2 separate regions of the Mus musculus genome follow, and region 2 is linked to region 1. The links are chromatin loops, found by intact Hi-C in ENCODE. Cell type or tissue: left cerebral cortex. All regions are shown on one strand. Links, peaks and the distances in the headings refer to the core of each region. The heading gives the core; the rest is flanking DNA.

Region 1 (4,399 bases), core at 283-4,282:
GCCTCGAACTCAGAAATCCGCCTGCCTCTGTCTCCTAAGTGCTGGGATTAAAGGCATGTGCCACCGCCTGGCTAGTCGGGGTTTCTATTCCTGCACAAACATCATGACCAAAAAGCAACTTGGGGAGGAAAGGGTTTATTCATCTTACACTTCCACATTGCTGTTTATCACCAAGAAAGTCAGGACTGGAGCTAAAGCAAGTCAGGAAGCAGGAGCTGATGCAGAGGCCTTGGAGGAATGTTTTTTACTGGCTTGCCTCTCCCAGCTTGCTCAGCCTGCTCTCTTATGGAACCAAGACTACCAGCCCAGAAATGGCACCACCCACAAGGAGACCTCCCCACTTGATCACTAATTGAGAAAATGCCTTACAGCTGGATCTCGTGGAGGCATTTCCCCAACTGAAGCACCTTTCTCTGTGATAACTCCAGCCTGTGTCAAGTTGACACCAAACTAGTTGGTAAAACTACCATCCCAGGGATGGCACCACCCACAATGGGCCCTACCCCCTTGATCACCAATTGAGAAAATGCCTTACAGCTGGATCTCATGGAGGCATTTCCTCAAAGGAGGCTCCTTTCTCGAGCCTATGTCAAGTTGATACACAAACTAGCTAGTACACCAACTAACCACACAGTGCCCAGTTGTGAATGGAAAGTCCAAGAATCTAGTAGAGTCTTAGTTCCATGAGGCTGGATGTCTTCTGTGTAAGATGGAAACCTGAAGAAGTAGATTCCAACAGATGTGCTGGCAAGTTAGCGCAAGTGGGTGAAGAAAGAACCCTTCCTTCTTCCATTGCCCTATGTAGGCTTCCAGCAAAAGGTATGGCCCAGATTAAAGATGTGCCTAAAGATCTGGACTAAAGGTGTATATCAGTCCAGAGTAAGAGCATGTCTCATCCCACCTCAGGATGGGGAATCAAAATTTTGTGTCTTCCAGCCTCAAGATCAAGGTCACAGGGGTGCCCTCCACTTCAGGATTGTAGTTCATTCCAGATATAGTCTAGATGATCACAGAGACTAGCCATCACAGGCAAATACACGAAGGACATTTTATGTTACCACAAGGATACTTGCTCAACCATGCTCATTGTTACCCTATTTTTAGTAGCCAAAAATAAGTGGAAACATTATAGATTCCTTCAACAGAAGAATGGATAAAGAAAATGTGGTACACACTTTACACGTTAAATCTTCAGGCAAATTAATGAAATTAGAAAAAAAAAAACCTCCAGAGTGAGGTAATTCAGACCCAGAAAGATAATTATGGTATGTATTCATCTAGATGTGTACATTAGCCATTAAATACATGATAATCAAGCTAAAATCTATCCACCCAGAGAAGTTAGGTACAGAAGAAGGGACTAGAGGGGATTTCCCTGGAATGGGGAAGTAAAACAGATTTTATGGATATACTGGAGGAGGAGGTTTGAACGAAAGGATCAAGTGAAGAGGAGAGATGCATTTGAGGGAGAGAACACAGGAGATACAGCTAGAATCAAGGGGCTTTAGAGGGGTGGTATAGGAGTGCAGTGGAGATTTACTGATATATGGAGTCAATCTTAATCAAGTCTCTGAATATTGAGGGAGGACCCGAAAGCTACAATCTGCCTGCCTTCAATTATTCTAGGGCAATGGTGGAACACAGCTTGAGAAAGTAACTAATTAATGTCTGATTTGACTTAAGGCCCAGATGGAATTCCTATCTAACACTGGATGACCTAGAACCAGAGATAAGGTAGTTCAGAGACCTAGGATAAAACCAAATAGTACTGGTCCAAATATATAACAATAAAATGACTCCTGATGATATTCTGCTGTACTCATAGATTGCTGCTTTATTCAGCCAATATCAGAGAGTCTTCCCTCTGCAGTAGATGGGCAAAACATGCAGGTGTGTTTTGCACAGAGAGAGAGAGAGAGACAGAGACAGACAGAGAAAGAGAGAGAGTTTGGGTCTAAATGAAATCCCCCACCCACCCCCACACACACCCCCTGACTCCACCACCAGCTCAGGGAACTCCAGAGAAGAGGAGGCAGACAAAGTGTGGAGGATGTAGGGCACCAAGAAACAAGGCCATCTTAATTAATTAAGCAAATTTCATGTGAACTCACAGAGACTGAAGCAGCAAGCACAGGGCTTACTTGGGTCCACACCAGGTTCGCTGCATACAAAGTGGGGCTTCAGTTTAGTATTTTTACGGGACTCCTGAACATGTGAATAAGTGGGTCCCTGATTCTTATTCCTTCTCCTTGGGTTCTTTCTTGTCTGATGGTTTGCCTTGTACAACTTCGAAGTGATGGTTTTGTTATCCTTTTATATTTTCTTTGTTTAAATTAAAAAAAAAAAAAAATCTTTTAGACAATGCCTGCCACCAGATGGAGCCAAATACAACTACTGTAGGACATTGAAGCACGTTCAACTAGAACTCAAGGTTGTTTTAGACTCTAGGTTGTTCAAATGGATTCATCTCATCGATCTTACAATATGCTTGATGATTGGCTAGTATAACATCAACCTACTTAGGGACACAGTCCTCTCATGTAGTTGATGTTATGAAATACAACACAAAATAATTGGCAGAAGGGAATAGGCACTAAAAAGGTTTCTTCCAAAGTGTGCCGCAGAGTGATATTGAGAAGGGTCTTACACCATGCATTCCGTATTCCCTTGCTCCAAGATTTACATTCAGAAATAATGTAGCAGAAGGCCTTGACAATTCTTAGAGAAAAGACGCTAATTGCTTTAAGCCATGTATTTTCAATTCCCACTAATTAACATTTTCCTAAAGAAATTTTCCAGGTGAGTATTAATCTAACAATCAGATGATATGAGGATTTAGAGACAGGAAACCACCACGGAAGGCCTGCCTGGGAGAATCTAGCATCCTGTACCTCCAACATCTCTTTAAATCTCTTGAAAAAGAAGTCACATTCGCTGAAAAAAAATTGATCAGGAAAACATTTTTCAATAGCGATTTATTGATTTTTGTCAGGAGAGGGTTAGAGTGAAGTATTCTTGCCGTGTATTTGCACAAGATAAAAATAAACACACTATTAGCTTTTTCTACTTTCAATTCTCCCACTTAAAACTCTTCTTCCAGCCTAGCTCTCTAATTTCTTCTTTTTCCTCTTCCCACACTAAGCTTCCAAGAAATACCTGCTTTGAGTTGAAAGTTCAATGCTTCTTAAACTTGCTTGCTCCAGTCTACAAAGGGTTACTAGGGACTTAAACAACACAGAGATCTTCTGTTCTCCACCAGCACCCTAACATGCTTTGTTCCCATCAAAAAGTAGTTTATCATAGTATTTGCTTTAAATCTCTCAATAGCTACAAAATCTATAACTAAGAAATCTATAGTACATAAGAGTCATAACTACAAGATCTATAACTAAGAAAAGTGATATATATACATTTCATTCATTTGCTTGATATATTTACATATATATATACAAATGTATAAATTAAGTATTTACTAAACATATTGCACATTATTTGTTACATATACTTATTTAGCAGATAAATATGTATTATTGAGCATACATAATAATAGCTGCTTTCTTATGTATACATAATATGGTGAAAAAAAACTTTTCTGTGCATAGGAATTCTCTGACCTGTTAACTTTGGGGGAAAATAATGACCCTGGGACATTTTTAAATACTAGGAAGAAAATGAAGGACACAATATTCCTGTCTGTTTAACACAGATATAGCACGTTGTGCCAAGCCTTGCATCTGAACACCTTGAAAGCACTAAATCATTTGAATCAGAGGCTCTAATATTTCACCTTCAATAGCAAACACCACAGCTGGGCTCCTCTTGCCTGCCTGTTCTATCACTTGGTGTGGGAATCCGGAGCTTCGCTATCTCCAGGGCAACACTCTTCCCTTCCCAAGCTCTTCCTTCACTTACTACACTGTAGCTTCCTGAACTCTGCTCATCCATCTCCACTTTTCCTTGGAGTCCCATTATCTAAGCACTGTGGTGTCCAAGTGAGCCCTTTGGGCCAATTTCTTGACACGCCTACTCTCTTAGACACTCCCACTCTCTTAGACACTCCCACTCTCTTAGAAATCCTGTGTATTCACTCGAACTCGTTTGACCTCCAACTTACATCCAGAAAAGAAACTTGTCCTTTGAACTGCAGCCTTATTCAGTATCCTCCTAGACATCTCAGATTAGACTGATGGGTAACAAAGATTTTAATAATAATGGATACAAAGCTGAGCTTTTCACCTTTTCCCTACTTTGGAGTCTTCCCCAGTCTCAGCAAAGCTACCTTTGTTCTCTAGGTTGCCTCTCCAAATACTTTGTAATTATCCTGGCTGTCTGCTTTTCACATGACTCATCTCATCTATCAGGAAATTCTATGGCTGTAGTTTCAACGGACTTAGATCCC
Region 2 (4,399 bases), core at 253-4,252, 120 kb after region 1:
TCTGAATTGGATCCCAGGTGCTTGGTCAGTGCTGTTCACAGCCTAGGAGCCGAAAATAAACTGCCACTCGCTGTGCGTTGCTCTGTTGCCTGGGTAACAACTTTGTTGAACTTCCCTTTTCCACCTCTAGTTCCTGCTTGACTCTGCTAGCCAATCACAGGAGAGTCTCCTTTGAAACAATACCAGCAGCAGCCAATCCCAGCTCGTCCCGTTCAGGGTCTATGGCTGCCATTTCTAGTTAAGTAGATCGACCTGGGTTAGGCTGTGGGATCCATCATGCTAGCTCCTGAGAGTTCACAGCTTCTCTGCGGTAGTCCGGGTCCTCCCGCTTCTCTCAGACTGCCTCTCCCCACCTCTGCCTTTACTTTGAAGACCAGATACCCAGCTGGCTCAGCCACAGAGGTAAGAGCAGGATGTTACCATTTGTCCTGCAAGCTTTTTGCAGTGAGCTTTTCTCCCCCTCCTCCACTCCGCCCCCACTCCTCCTAAGCATCATTTTTAAAACCTGAGTGGGTTTCTATTCCTTTTCTAAAGTATTTTATTTTTATTTGGGAGGGAGTTGAGTGGTGGCTCAGCACTTAACGTTCAGTGCTCTTCCAGAGAACTGGGGTTTATTTCTCAGCACCCACATAGACGCTTATAACTCTGTAATTCAGTTGCGGGGCATCTTTTTCTGACCTCAGTGAGCACCAGGTACACATGTGGTATGCAGACATACATGAAGACAAAACACTACTCCGCTACTTTACTTGTGCCAACCTGACATATACCTAACCAAGATCTAGGTGGGAAGAAAGAATCTTGTGTTTCGACTAGCTTTTGATTACACAGCCATCTCTCCAGCCCAGGAAGAGTGAATTATAAGTGAGAAAATAAAAGTGGCCTATAGGCAAAAATGGAGGACACTTTCTCAATGATTGATGTGGGAGGGCCAGCCCTCAGTAGGCAGTACTACCCCTGGGCAGGTGGTCCTGGATTACATAACAAAGAAGGTAACAAAGAAGGCTAAGGAAGCCTTGGGGGTCTAGGCAGTAAGCAGCCCTCCTCCATGGCTTGTACTTCAATTCCTGCCTCCATGTTCTTGCCTTGAGTTCTTGCTCTGAGTTGTCTCAGTGATGGAGTGTGATCTGAAAGTTGTGAGCTAGAATAAGCTTTTTTTCCCACCCATTTGCTTTTGGACATGATGCTTGATCACAACCATATGAATCATAATTAAGATGAAAAATACTAGCCAGACTGTGGGATATTGCTGTGGAATACACCTAACCATATTGTTTGCAGTTGGGGAGGGGTGTGGAAAAAATGGACAGAATAGCCATTGGTGCTCAGAGCTCAATAAGCTATTATTCTATGGGAGCTTGGAAGATAAGAAGGCTGAGAGCTATGTAGGCAGTGCAGACTTGGTTTGTGAGTTTCACAAGGATATAAAGACTACAAGGGCCAGGTGAGGTGGTGCATGCGTTTAGTCCCAGCACTCAGGAAGCAGAAACAAGCGGATCTCTGAGTTCATAGCCAGCCTCTTTTACTGTGTGAGTTCCAGGAGAGCCAGGGCTACACAAAGAAAACCTGCCTCAATCAATCAATCAATCAATCAATCAATCAATTGCAATAAAAACTACCGGACTTGTTTGGGTGATATTTTAAATTAAAGATCTGTGGTTCTTTAATCACCTGGGATCTGAAGAGTCTATTGAGATTAAGAAGAGACTAGCATTGTTGAGGTAAAATTTTCTGAAAAGGGTTTCCTCAAGTTTGGCATACAGAAGCTATGATCCAGATGGGATTCAGGCTGTATGTGCATTTGCTGCCAGCCAAACTTTGTAATGTGTAAGAGTTTCCCAGGTGGTGCTGGTTTAAAAGGAATGAAGGAGCCATGGAGAACAGCTGAGGCTTGGAGCCTGGCAAGGCCCTTGGTGAAGGTGCAGCCTCAGGTACAGTGAAGCCCAGGATTACAGATGTCATGGGAGAAAATTGAGGCTTAACACCCTGTAGAATAGCCAGAGTCCCCAAAGAGAGCTCAGAAGAGGTTATTGGAAAAGGTGCAGACCTGTCACAGTGCAGCCCGCAGAACTTTGGAGATGCCAGTACGACAGAATGCATAGCCAATATGGGCGCAGCTGTAGAGTAGAGCCAGCCTGATGTGCTGTGCATGTTGTGCGAGGCAGAGCCAGAGAGGAGAAGCTTTTCCAAGCCAATTGGAGATCATGAGTCCCATAAGTCTTTACATGGTTGGACTTCAGTTTTGCTCTATTCTGATTGTAACTGTGCCCTGGCTCTTCCTCTTTGAAATAAGTATGTAATTTATATTTTATTTTATAGGAGCCCCCAGTTTAAAAGTCTTTCGAACTTTAGGGAGATTTGAACCTTAAAGAGACTTCGTATATTTTAAAGAGACTGAAGCTTGTGGGATTTTCAAAGCGGAAGTGCCCTCGAAGACTAGAGGTGTCAGATTCCTCTAGAACTAGAGTTACAATGTGTGTGTTGGGAACTGAATTCCAGTCCCTTTGAAAGGCGGTGAACACTCTTAACTGATGAACCATCTCTCTAGCTCTGTGACTGTCTCTTTGTAACTTACGCACATCCACATACAAACCCTAAGACACAACCATAGAGTTTATAGAATCTTCATTAAAAGCCTTGCTTACTATTTTGCTCCCTCCTAAAGCAGTGACCTACTCTGTAATCTTGACTATACAAGAAGCTACTCTAAGAGGTTTGCAGTTTTAAAGCTAGTGTGGGCAAGACAGCAAGACTCCGTCTCCAATATATCTTTTTTATTCTTTTATATATTTCAGAACAAAATGGGTGAAAAGAATGGAAGGCAGAATTATTAGGAGCCTAGTGCTCCTAATAACTGCTTGGGTGTTGTTGTTGTTGTTGTTTCCTGTGTGAGACTAGACATAGCATAGATAAACTCTCCAGTGTGATTGAAGATTAGAAGAAAAAGTACCAGAACTGGATGCGACATGTTTACATCCAACTGTGCTGTTACTTAAGTTCCCAAAGGGCATTGTCAGTGGAGTGAGGATGATTCAGTTTCCTGAGAGAAATGGAAAGCCAGCAGCTCGCCCTGACGGCAGAGAACATCCAGGGTCAGGCAATCCGAACTAATGAGGTGATAACACAAGGAAGGGTCCTGTGTCCCTCCTGGCAGTTCTTCTTTTCTGGAATAGCTTGAATACACTTTTTGTGTAAAACCTACCCTCACTCCTGAAATTTCTCCTCTGAATGTGTCTGAACCTGGGCCAAGGTGCTCTGAGATCCCCTCAAGTGTTGCAGTGCTGTCTTCGGCTTCCGTCATAAGAACATAAAATTGGATGGCAACAGTCTGGCAATTGGAATGCAGAGAAAAATTGAGAATTATCTCCAGTTTATGTCTAAGTCAATTTAAATCTGAGGATGGGATCAAACTGAAGCAGGACAGGCTCAGTTTTATGAGCCAATTCAAAGTGAGTTTTAAAACAAATTTAGAACCTAAAAGGCAATTTAATTCAAAATTCCTCTAGGCAGAAAACCAACGGGACTGTCAAACCGCAAAATGCAAATAAAAGAGCAGATTCAAGGGTAAAAATATTTTATGAGTTCCAGTGGCAGGACAAAAATTCTATTTAAATATCAGGTAGCAGGAAAACGCTGTTGTATAAGATAAATGTGTGTGTGTGTGTGTGTGTGTGTACATGTATATATTGATTTTTTTTTTAAGAATGAACTAGGAATTAGCAGATCTAAGAGAGTTTTAGGTTTGCCAATCACTCAGTTCTGAGTGAGACAAGAGTACCTCTAGGGTCATATATATTCTTAAAATAAAAGCATGATAAAGTCGGCCCTTTGATCACAGAGAGGCAGTTGATTCCGTATACTCAAAGCCTTCATCTCCAGTCTGAAAAGCCTAATCACTTCATTATCTCCTACGTAAAGTGCTTTAAAATCAAAACTCATCCTTATAATTTCCTGTCCGTATAACAGACTGCAATCAGTATGAGCTTGCCCTACAGAGATGGGATGTCAGTAACATAGCATAGGAAGGCAACATCTTTCTAAAATGCTTCAAGGTTGGTAAAATATTCCAAAATTCTCCCTTCCTGAGGCCACATTCCAAGTCCTGTTTTAACTGAAGTTGATGAGACTGAACAACTCTCTGTGGCCAGGAAGAATATTTGTCCTAATTGAAAAATGGAAACATTTGCAGAATAACCAACATTCCATTTCTTCTCTCCTGCAACGCTCTTATTCTCGAGGAACACGTTTCCCACCATCTTGACTCCTAACTACAGGGCCACTTCTTTTTTTTTTTTTTTTTTTTTTTTTTTCCATTTTTTATTAGGTATTTAACTAATTTACATTTCCAATGCTATACCAAAAGTCCCCCATATCCACCCACCCCCACTCCCCTGCCCAC

Evidence for each region. Peaks named below come from ENCODE experiments on the same cell type or tissue, not always from the same donor. Only the 100,000 strongest peaks of a DNase experiment are listed, where the experiment ranks them.
Region 2: it touches region 1 in a loop (4-fold over the local background); 20 of 42 quality-filtered maps call a loop at or near these places.

The regions. Positions count from the first base shown.
Region 1 is chr1:31,335,277-31,339,675 of GRCm38, reverse strand. No RefSeq gene overlaps it. Among named protein-coding and RNA genes, the nearest start is that of Gm26145, 78 kb to the right of the region's middle. In left cerebral cortex, for the core only: a CTCF peak has its summit at 2,379 (motif pointing right); a DNase peak (open chromatin) is centred at 2,384.
Region 2 is chr1:31,218,479-31,222,877 of GRCm38, reverse strand. 4931428L18Rik (RIKEN cDNA 4931428L18 gene) reads left to right here and starts at 222. Exons shown (of 3, transcript NR_033445.1): 1 at 222-402. It overlaps Dnaaf6 (dynein axonemal assembly factor 6), which reads right to left and starts at 39. Exons shown (of 1, transcript NM_029062.2): 1 at 1-39. In left cerebral cortex, for the core only: no CTCF peak of the experiment used is centred there; a DNase peak (open chromatin) is centred at 1,820.